Linked DNA regions of Mus musculus: region 2 is linked to region 1. The links are chromatin loops, found by intact Hi-C in ENCODE. Cell type or tissue: heart. All regions are shown on one strand. Links, peaks and the distances in the headings refer to the core of each region. The heading gives the core; the rest is flanking DNA.

Region 1 (5,820 bases), core at 757-5,756:
ACAAATAACTTAGAATAATTTTAGATAGCATTTCTGAGAAACTATGTTATACTAACTATATATGATGAGGACATATTTAATTATCCAGCAATATTTAAAGAAGGGTCAGAAAGTATAAAAATCAATGCTCTTGCTATGCTGGCTATAGCTCAGGGGCAGCACCACAGAGGTAGAAAAAGCATTGCTCCTTCACTTTGACATCATTCCTGAGCATGAAAGCGTTTCTAACAGTGGCTCTTCTCTTAGTATCTTAGGACTCTTTTTTTTAGCCTTTACTACTGTTACCCAGTCTCTCTCAGGTCAGACCCCTGCCAACATTCCTGATCACAGTGATGGCAGCCTCTGGCTGAGCTCTGTGCCTTCACACTGTCAATTCTAATTTCTTGGTTTATCGCTCTATCCTTTAAGTTTAAATTTTTTATCTACGTGTATGAGTGTGTGTGTGTGTTCGTGCATTCCACATGGATCATGACACCTGCAGGGCACAGAAGAAGGCATCAGATTCCCAGAAGCTGGAGTTAGAGGTGCTTGTGAGCTGCCTGACATGGCTGCTATTAGCAAAACTGCTATAGTAGCAAGTGCTTTAACTGCTGAGCCATTTCTCCAGCACCTAACCCTGCCTGCCTCTCCTTTCCTCCCCCCCTTCCCTCCCCTCCCTCCTCTTTCTTAACCTGGTAGGTTCCTACTCTCTCTTCTAGACTGAATTTGTAATGTTACTTTCCCTGAGGCATCTCTGGAGGCTCCTGGGGCAGAGTTAAATGTCAGTATCCATTCTAGGACAGACCAAAGACTGTGCTGCAGGCCTGCTGGGGTCACGTGTTTTCAATCTCTGTTCTCTCAGTACTGGGAGCACAGCTCCTGCAACACTGAGAATGGTGCCTGATTGGATGCTACCTCAATAATGTGTCTTCCCAATTAAGCACTAGCGACTGTAATGCTCTACAGCCATGAAGTAAGCACAACGCTGAGGCTCATGCTGACAGGTTTAGGTCTGTGTCACAGCTTTATTTAGATAGGTATCTAGATGTCCCATAACTGCTTAGAAATAACTATTGAAGTACCTTTCTGCAGTCCCTTAGTGGTATCAACATGTCTACATTTTATGTTTCTCTAGAGAGAACACTTTGGAAAGCAATCTATAAGGCAGAAACAACTTACTTTATTTCGATCTTGTACAACCAGTACTTTCCTGGTGCTAACATCAAATACAGCACCTTTTGAGGAGGGGGAGATAATCACAAAATATTAATTCATTTTCCTTCAATTCCTCCATAATAACTGGTGGTCACCCATTAAAATCCTTTATTTGAAGGCCTGGTTTAGATACCTCAGTCATGAAGACTATAAAACACCTCTCCAGCAAGGAGGTCATTACTCAATTGACTAGTATTCACTCATTCTCATTCTCATTCTCTCTCTCTCTCTCTCTCTCTCTCTCTCTCTCTTTCTCTCTCTCTCTCTCTCTCTCTCTCTCCCATCCCTCCCTCCCTTCTTCCCCCTCTCTTTTACTCCTATTCACCCACCTCCCTCCCTCCCTTCCTTTCTTCCAAAAGTTTGGAATGTGTGTGTTAAATTTGTACAATAATCACTGGCATGACTGTCTATGTCTTCATGACCCAAATGAAGATCTTTTTTTATCCTTTAGTAACATTTTCTTTGGTGGTTACACAAGTGAGAGTGCAAGCTGCAGCCCATCTGGCTCTCTAAATAACTGTCTACTGAGAACTTAGAACTCTCTCTTTCTCACAGGTTGAGAAGCTAAGAAGTCCAGGGTCAAAGTGCCAACATACAGGTGTCTTGGAAGAGCTACTTCTCACAGAGAGCATTCCCACAGGGGCCTAAGGCTGGGCCTCTTAGGCCACTGTTGTTAAGGGCTCCAATGTCTTATTAAAGCTTCGCCCATAGGACCAAGCCACTTGTGCAGGCCTCATCTATTATTGCCATCACCCCAGGGATTAGGATTCTAATATGATTCAAGCATTCACACTGCAGTGCTTAAAGCACTGAGGACACACTGGCCTTTCTGCTCTAATTCTTACTTTTTGAAGCACAGCACAGATTTCAGATCTCTGCCTCCTGGCTGTTCAGATCCCAACTATCTCAATATCCATAACGACCTGCCTGAAGCCAGTTACATTTCCTTACTGTGTGTGCATCTGTCCTAGAGCACACACACACATTTGGAAGGCTTTATTTTCATGCCTAAAGCTCCAGCCCAGCACTTCCATTTACTCATCCATCATATACACTGCTCCGTGCACTTTGGACTCTGCCAGATGCTAGGACCAAAACCACTGTCCTTCCTCTTTCCTCTTTTTACTGTTTAGATTTTCCCCCTTTATCTTACTATGGGTGGCTTGCCTACAGAATGTCTGTACTGTGTGCATGCCCTGCCTCTGGCCAGAGGGGGTAGCAGGTCAGCTGGGACTGGAGTACAGATGGTTCTGAGTCATGTGGATGCCAAGAATCAAACTCTGGTCCTCTGGAGGAGCATCGGGTGCTTGTAACTGCGGAGTCATCTTTCCAGCCCCCTATTTTTAGTAGTTTTGTTTGGGCAAATCCTGGGTCAAAACCATAAATAACACTTTAGTGATTTGTACTAGAACCCTTGAAATGGGCTAACTTCAACATATCCTTATGGGATATAGGCATTTTTTATATATTTATCTGCTCTTTTAATATTCCTTTCTGAGTCTTTCTATGTAACATACAGAAGTCCTTTCCATATTAGCTGAGCTCCTATTATGTATACGGTATTTTACCAGGTGCTGGAAATACAGTGGAAAACACAACACAACTTTTCACTGTGTCCAATGGAGAGGAGACAAATGAAAGCTAAGTTATTCAGAGCAGAAAGTGGAAAAAGCAACCACAAACAAGCATACATAGGTGAACCATGTGAAAAGAGAGCTTGTTTGTAACTGAGGGGCTGGACAGATGCTCAGAGGTTAAGAACCTATACTCTCCTGGCAGGGGACCCAAGCTCAGTTCCCACACTCACTTCAGATGGCTTATAACTCCTTGGAACTCCAGCTCCAGGATCTGAGGCTCTTTCCTAGTCTCTATGGGTACTTGCACCCCTTCCCTCACACACACACACACACACACACACACACACACACACACACACACACTCTCACACTCATACATAAAATACATTTTTAAAATTCAAACATTAAAAAGTAGCTAAAATGAAACACTGCACTTGGTACTCTTCGAGGCTAGAAAGGAGAGCAGTAAGGATCTTAACTCTCGTGAGGAAAGGATCGTAAGATGCAAATCTAACTGGACATCCAAGGGACAGGATGCCAAGGAACCTAAGTCTAGAACTGAGGACTTGTGATTATCCCACGGCTCTTTACAGTATTCACTGACAGCACCAACTCAGAGAGAAAAGATAGTAAGCACAATCCGAGCGACCCCTGCTGGCCACAGTATAAAGCTAAACTAAGACAAGACTGGAATTAAACAGTTCCGAAAGCATATTAGGCACTGTGTGTCTCCTGTGCAATAGCTCAGGTGACGGAGTCCACACAGCCATCAGCGGGAGAGCTGGGCTTTATTCCAAATGGGCACTCCCATAAACAGCACTGCTCCATCAAGACATAGCAACTCCCTCCTGCTCGATGATATCATCACCCATCCATCCATCAGTCCACCCTCCTTACACCCGTTAGTCCATCTATCCATGGCACGCTCGGGCCCTACTTCGTACTTGCTCTGTCTTTATCCCAAGTAAACATGGTGAACAACACACAGAATGGCTGGCTTCATGAACTGTGCATACTGCTGGGGAGACTAAGTACATGTATAACTAGCTTGCATTGGGTACTATTAAAAAATCTGGATAAAGAAACATAGACTGGTGGAATTGACATGGGGGAGGTCCCTATGTTATACAGTAGGTTTGGGAAGTTTTCTGAAGTCAGTAAAATGCTTCCCAGACAAGCGTGGGGAACTGGGTTCAGATCCCTAGCATCCATATAAAAACTCAGGTACAGTGAGGTGCATAGGTGCATCTGTAGATAGATGCAGTGTTAGGAGGTGGAAGATCCCTGGGGCTTGCTATCTAGCAAGGTGGATGGTACCTGAGGAATGACACTCAGTGCCGTCCTCTGGTATCCACCTTACACACACAGACACAAAATAGTTTTGCATGACTTTCTAATGATACAACAGGCCATCACCAAATTATTGGGTAGAATCTTTTGAGGTAGAGCCCATAGAAAGTTTCTGAATGTCTATTTGCTGCAGGGCAGGAAGGCTACAGATAGATATTAGTGGACACCCCCAACCAGCTTCTTTAGACACTGTAGGTATGCAGACTATACATGTAAAGCCATGTATACATTATACGGAAACAAAAATGCAAATTACTAAGGTAATAATTAATCTGCAATCTTCTTTTATTTATTTAAGGATTCTTTACTATTTTAGTTTTTTACCCACCTTAGGAACTCAAGGACTTCCTGGGAACAGCAGTAGCAACAGCTGGCAGAGAAATTTGTAATCAGAATTGTGGGTACAGAAGTAGCCATTCATTTTAGAAAACACTCTAGGCGATTTCGATGCCCTCTGCAATGAGGTTTTCCTGTTTCTGAAGCTGACTGTTCAAGGCTCTAACCTAGCTCCATTGTTCTATCTTAAGCTGCTACCACTTGACCCATTAACCATGTAAAGTCTTAGGAAGTAATAATCAAATAAGCATATGGTTAGTTTGCCTTGCTTCAAGTTCAACCTAAAAGTTTTCCTATACAATGTTATAATTTAGCGCATATTTAGGCAGAAACAGTCATGAACTTCATCAGAATCAAAATGGGGTTCCTTGTGTCAAAAAGGAAATAAAGCTGGGAGGTTATGAAGGGCAAGTCCTTAACATGAACGCCTGACAGCAACTATCACAAACGATGGCTGGGACCACAGCTGGCCACAGCCAGAGCATGGAGTACCCCATGAGGACACGCCCACCCTTTGACCAATGCCACCATGCTCCTTAATGGCTGTGTCCGCAGATTACTCTTTGAAGTACCTGAATGAATACTCACAGTTTTACCTTTTCAAATCTAGTCTTGCCTTCTTGAACATGCTCTAGGTTTGCTAGCGCACACGTGTCTGACTGCAATATACTCAAATCACCATAACCTCTCCCCACTAAAAAAGTTACTTTCTGGAGAATTTCATGTTTCCTTGTACTGACATATGCTTTAAGGAGTATAATTTATTTCCTTCTCCCAATTCAGTGTCACTACTGAGAATAGAAGCTCAAATATCTGTGTGAAGCATGTTAAATGTAGCCTTTGGGAAGGCTGCTTTTCCACTTGTTTTCTATGCTAGCCTGTAATTCACGGGGCAGACACCCTTTCTTTTTTGAAAAGCACGACACCACCGTTGCACAGTCACACAGCACTCACTGACCAGCATTCACTGACAGACTAGCAGCCCAGCTTCAAGGAGACATGGTAAACTTGTGAAAAGGCAGTTCCTGAGTCCAAAACTGACCTGCAACTCCAACTTGGTGTGTAGCATATCCCGGGAGTCTGCTGGGTCCTTCTCCCAGCCACAGAGTCAGTGTTGAGGAATGGGGTTTTGCGTGGTGGAAGCAAAAGCCCAGGGAAGCAGCAGGGGCAATGAAGTGGCTCTGCAGGATGGGGATGTGTAGCCAGGCAGCTATCCGTCCTTCTGAGCGCCACTGCTGAATGGCAGCTAGAACGCAGAGGGAGGAAGATACACCCTGTAAAGGTTTTCTGTGAAATGCATGGTCCCGACCTCTCTGCATTGCTATAGCCCAGTTGTTTATGTGATTCTCCACCCACCACAGCA
Region 2 (5,409 bases), core at 410-5,409, 550 kb before region 1:
AGGGCCCAAAGCATCCTCATCCTGGCTTGTGAGGGTTGATCACTTGGATTTGTCTCTAGGGAGACAAATCATGTGGAAGTCTTCCCTGTGAGGTCACTAGTGTTGAAACTTACTTGATCTCCCGATCAGTGGTCGGCCATAAATTGACAGCTTGAAGGACGTAAGTGCTGAGCGTGCTTATGGTCTTGGTCTTTTCCTTTTTGATGGACACATTGGTCGTCAAATTTTTCTGCATAGTCACAAGGACCCAGAGAGTGGTTGTCAGGTGTCTTAGGGTTTCTCTTGCTGTAATGAAACACCATGACTAAAAGTAGCCTGGGGAGGAAAGGGTTAACTTCATTCACAGTTCGGTCAAACATCACATAACACCAAAAGCATTGGTGTACTGGCTGTTTTTGTGTTAACTTGACACAGCTGGAGTTATCACAGAGAAAGGAGCTTCAGTTGAGGAAATGCCTCCATGAGAGCCAGCTGTGGGGCATTTTCTCAATTAGTGATCAAGGCGGGAAGGGCCCCTTGTGGGTGGGACCATCTTTGGGCTGGTAGTCTTGGTTCTATAAGAAAGCAGGCTGGGCAAGCCAGGGGAAGCAAGCCAGGAAGGAACATTCCTCCGTGGCCTCTGCATCAGCTCCTGCTTCCTGACCTGCTTGAGTTCCAGTCCTGACTTCCTTTGGTGATGAACAGCGATGTGGAAATGTAAGCTGAATAAACCCTTTCCTTCCCAACTTGCTTCTTGGTCATGATGTTTGTGCAGGAATAGAAACCCTGACTAAGACAATAGTGGGCAGGAACTCAAGCAGGGCAGGAACCTGTAGGCAGGAGCTGATGCAGAGGCCATGGAGGGGTGCTGCTTACTGGATTGCTTCCCGTGGCGTGTTCAGCCTGCTTTCTTATAGAGCCCAGGACCCAACAGGGATAGCACCACCTACAAGGGCTGAGCCCTCTCCCATCAATCACTACTAAGAAAATGTCCTATAGACTTGCCTACAGCCAGATTTTATGTAGGCATTTTTATAATTAAGGTTCCCTCCTCTCAGATGACTTTAGCTTGTGTCAAGTTAACCTAAAACTATCCAGCACACCAGGGATTAGGGATAGGCCTTGAGAAAGAGTGGGAAATGACCATAAAGAACAGTAGGAAGGAAATCTCTGTATGATGTGCTGTGATGGTTACATGAACTTAGACGTGACAAAGTGGCATAGAGCCACATCATACCAGCGTAAAGTATGTTTTCATATTGTACTATACTCATATAAGGCAGAACCATCAGAGGGAGTGGAAAAGAACATTTTGTATGACTGCTACTTCCTGTGAACTGGCTGTGATTTCAAAGAAAAAAAGTTATAGCACAAAATATCATTACCTGGTTTTTGTTATGAAATTCTTTTTTTTTTTTTTCTTTTTGATGTAGCTCAGGCTGGTCCAGAAGTTTCTCTATTGGTCTCAAACCCAGGCTTTTCCAATGTGCTGGGATGCTATGCATACTTTAGCTATGTCCAGCTAGAGAAGTTCACATTGTATTTGCTGGAGGCAGTTTTTTTTTCTTTTTCTTTTTCTGACACCATCTGCATTTTTCACATGCTGGTGAAAAGTCAAAGTAGGGGGAAGGTTCAAGAGCCAGGAAGTGTTGCTATGTAAATTTCCTGAGCCACCCTGAACTCTTTGCTTAATCATCTTCCCAGGGTTAGAGGCCCTTGGAATAGAAAAGCTCTACGATGAATAACTCATCTTGAAGATGTCATCTCTTTTACACCTGTAGCTCAGGGTGGCTCTTCCTCAGGGGATAAGAAGAAAGGAGACAAGTAAGTGTTCAGATTCTCCAATTCCTCACTCACTGTAGAGGAAGTCTGCTGTGAATTATACTTCTCTTCTTGCTATCCTAAGATCTTCTTATCTCTGGAGCAATTTAGTTTCAGTTTTGTTTTGTTTTGGGGAAACTGAATCATATCTCAGTCACTTCTAGTTCAAAGAACTCTTGCTAAGACTTTATTTATTTATTTATTATATCTGGCTTCACATCTGTTTAAAAGTGGATGCTCCCACCCCCAAGTGGAAATGTTGAGTGACCTGAACTCTTAGAACCAGAGGCTTAGATATTGACAGGTAGTGTAGAGAATGTACTGGAAGCTGTGGCGCTGGGGCTCAAATCCTAGATCTCTAAACTGACAAAGTACTTCAACTTCCTGAGCCTTAGGTTTTAATTTGTGAAAAATTAAAATATTTGGTTAATTTCCTAGGTCAGTGTTTCATACATCAAATGCATCTTCTGTGAGATGCATGCCATAGCTAGCAGACTCTCCTTTTTCTGGCTTCCTTTTCCTACGTTGATTATACTGTCTACATTATCAGGACGATGTTTACAACCCCCACGCCACAATTGGAATCTGGAACAAGGTAGTTTTCAAATCAGTAGTGACCTGTGTCTCTCAGACTAGGCTACGCCCTGTGGACATGGCCCCGCCCCTCTGCTCAGGCCTGTTCTCTTGTAAAAACAGGATTCGCCTCTAGGCACAGGTTCCAACTTTAGTCTTTAGTTTGGTCCTGAAGCTCAGGCTTTGCCCCATTGACCTAGATCTCATCCCTAGGGCCTAAGCCCTGTCCTCTGCCCCGGCCTTCCAAGGCCCCGCCTCCGCCCCGGCCCGCCCCGCCCCGGCCCCGCCCCCGGCCCAAGCGGCGCTTCTCCGTTCGGGCCTGGTGCCAGTGAGGGGCGGGGCTAACTCGGTTCTTGGGCGGGGCCAGAGTGGCGTACACGGAGGCGCTGGCGCCTTGACGTGATACGCTGCCAGTTGACGCAGCTGCGGTGCCGCTGGCCTCCACTCCTGCCTCGGCTCTACTCCTCCGCCCCATGGGTGTCCGAGGCGGCGGGCCGAGCTGGACGTGCTACAGGCTGAGGGTGTAAGCATCAGCGGAGGTCCCGACTCGGGGCTGTTGTGCTGTCAAGTGAGAGGAGCTCGAGAGGCTGCGCGCGGTGAGGGCTGGGAGGTGGCGAGGTGGGCAGCGCCTTTCCGGGTGAGTCTGGAAGGTTTGCGGGGTCGCGGCTGTGGCGCGGGCCTGGGGGTCGGAGGTCGGAGGTCGGAGGTTAAGGTGGAGGCCTAGCAGGCCCTGACAGCCGGGTGCTGGGGTTGCGGGCGGGGGGGGCGGGCGCGCGGACCTGGCGGGGTGGGCAGGGCCGAGCGCCCCGGGTTGGCTCGGCCCTCGTCTGGTAGGGCATACCTGAGTGGACACCTCTCCTGCCAGAGGAAGGTCCACAAGGGTTATCTTCCATCCGGGGAATATTAGATTTCTTCCTTCCTCGCCCCATCGGTTGTGGTGTTGACAGTGGGATGTCCGGTAAAGGGGACGAATTCTTGTAAATTTCCTCTGAGCAGTCATGGGTTCTGGAACGGAGAAAGTAGGTTTCAGGTGGTTTCGCGTTGCTGCTTTCATCCCGTGCATGACAACGAAGCAGATTTAATCTGACAAGTATAAAAGTGGATGAGTTAGTCAGAATATTTGACTTAGCAATGACTGCTATGTGCTATTTTAATATGCGCTCATACAGTTTGTAACAAAAAGGTGAAGCCTTTCCCCACTTTGTAGCTGAGAACCTTGGAACAGAACTGTTTCAAACCTGACTTTCTCACTTTATGGCCCCTCAGTTAGCATGCCACCCCCCCCCCATTACTCAAATGCCTTAAAAGTTTGCAAGGCAAGTGCCCTGTGATAAAATGTGCCAGGTGCCCAGAGTAGAGAGGAAATGAAGGCACAGTTCTTTCCAGCAGACTCGGTGTCAGTAGAAACATTCTTTCAAGGCTGCACTTTTAAGTGTGCCTCGCAGGTAGAACGTCACCATTAGCATCCTGACTCCTACCTCGTGGACTCCTATGTTTCTTTTACATATAAAGTGGTTCTTAAATTATTTTAGTCTTATTTGAGGTGTAGGAATGTAACATTGGACCAAATACTGAAGAGTTTCCTGGTGTGTTTAAATAATTTAGTTTGAAACGGTTGCTCTACCAACAAAGTTAGGATACCTTTTCTAATTGATTGATATGCTGGTCTTTTCAGACTTGTTAAGATGAAGCGCTGCAGAAGGACCTTCAGAAGAGGAAAGATAAACAACATTGAAGATTAAAAAACTAAACAAAATAAAACAAGAAATCTTGTGTAAGTATTTCTGCCTAAGATTTAAAAAAAATCTAATTTCTTATTAAAGTCCAGATAGAGAAAAGTTAACTTTATGCTTCATTTGTGATTCAGTCCATCTGTGACCCACAAATCATTCCATCTGCATTTTGGACTGCTGATACCTGGATACCTGATTGATAATTAACTCAAGTGCTTAACTTTTGCATTGGCATAGGAACGCCCAGGGGAGGGACCAACCATCGCCGGGTGCCAGTTTGCTTTTCTTTTGCTTGCTCTATTATTTGCTCATGTTTACAAAATGCTTAGAAAAGAATATTTATATGTCTCTGTGTGCGCTTGTTATTGTTGTAGTAATTTGCCTTTTAAGTACAGATAAAGATCTCTGCAGCCAAGGCTTGCCTGGAACTAGAGATTCTCCTGCCTCAGCTTCTTGGTATAGGTTTGCAACAATTACCCAACTTGAAATGTTTTCTTCCTTTCTCTCTCTTTCTTTCTTTCTCTCTCTTTTTTTTAAATTTTGGGTTCTAAAGAGAATAGTAAAAGACATGGATAAAAACGATTGAATTCATTTAATAGATATTTATAAAGTACTATATAGCAGAGACCATTTTGAGCTTCTGGTAAAGAATGAAATAGTAGAGGAAGAGAAAAGAAGTGCCTCTGTTTCTCTTGAATTATTTGCTGTGTGAAGATTATTCAGCAGGTTCTTACATTAGCTTTCAGCTTCTCTTCATGATGCAGTTGGTGTACAATGAGTTGTGGCTGAGCTGGATAGCCATAGATCTGTGGATACTCTGTGGCCTTGATCCATTGCCTTATGCCAGAATATGCTCTTCCTATTAAAGACTGTATTAGTTTCCTTTCAGTGCTGTGATAAGACCCCATGACCAAGGCAACATAAAGGACAGTTTAATTTGGCTTATGGTCCTAGAGGGTTAGAGTCTATGATGGTGGAACAAAGGCATGGTGGCAGTGGCTAGAGCAGCAGCCAAGCGCTTCGATCTTGATCCATAATCAGGAGGCAGAGTGCATTCTAGGAATGGCACTAGTTTATGAAATCTTAAGGCCTACCTCCACTGACACACCCATTTCAAGGCTACACTTCCTAAGCCTTGCCAAACAGTTTTACCAACTTTGAGTATTCAAACCACCACATTTCACTCCCTGGCCTCACCAACTTGTGGCCATATCATACTGCATAATGCATAATGCTTCTAGTCCAACTTCAAAAATACCTTTTGGTATTAAACTGTTTAAAAAAATCTAAAGTTTTAAGTCTC

What was found. Peaks named below come from ENCODE experiments on the same cell type or tissue, not always from the same donor. Only the 100,000 strongest peaks of a DNase experiment are listed, where the experiment ranks them.
Region 2: it touches region 1 in a loop (4-fold over the local background); 2 of 42 quality-filtered maps call a loop at or near these places.

What each region holds. Positions count from the first base shown.
Region 1 is chr3:37,411,202-37,417,021 of GRCm38, forward strand. Nudt6 (nudix (nucleoside diphosphate linked moiety X)-type motif 6) reads right to left here. Exons shown (of 5, transcript NM_001291044.1): 2 at 5,500-5,703; 3 at 1,159-1,214. Among named protein-coding and RNA genes, the nearest start is that of Nudt6, 5.5 kb to the right of the region's middle. In heart, for the core only: a CTCF peak has its summit at 3,431 (motif pointing left); a DNase peak (open chromatin) is centred at 3,560.
Region 2 is chr3:36,860,339-36,865,747 of GRCm38, forward strand. It overlaps 4932438A13Rik (RIKEN cDNA 4932438A13 gene), which reads left to right and starts at 2,768. Exons shown (of 86, transcript NM_172679.2): 1 at 2,768-3,010; 2 at 4,049-4,147. In heart, for the core only: no CTCF peak of the experiment used is centred there; a DNase peak (open chromatin) is centred at 2,693; H3K4me3 peaks cover 1,643 bases; H3K27ac peaks cover 1,074 bases.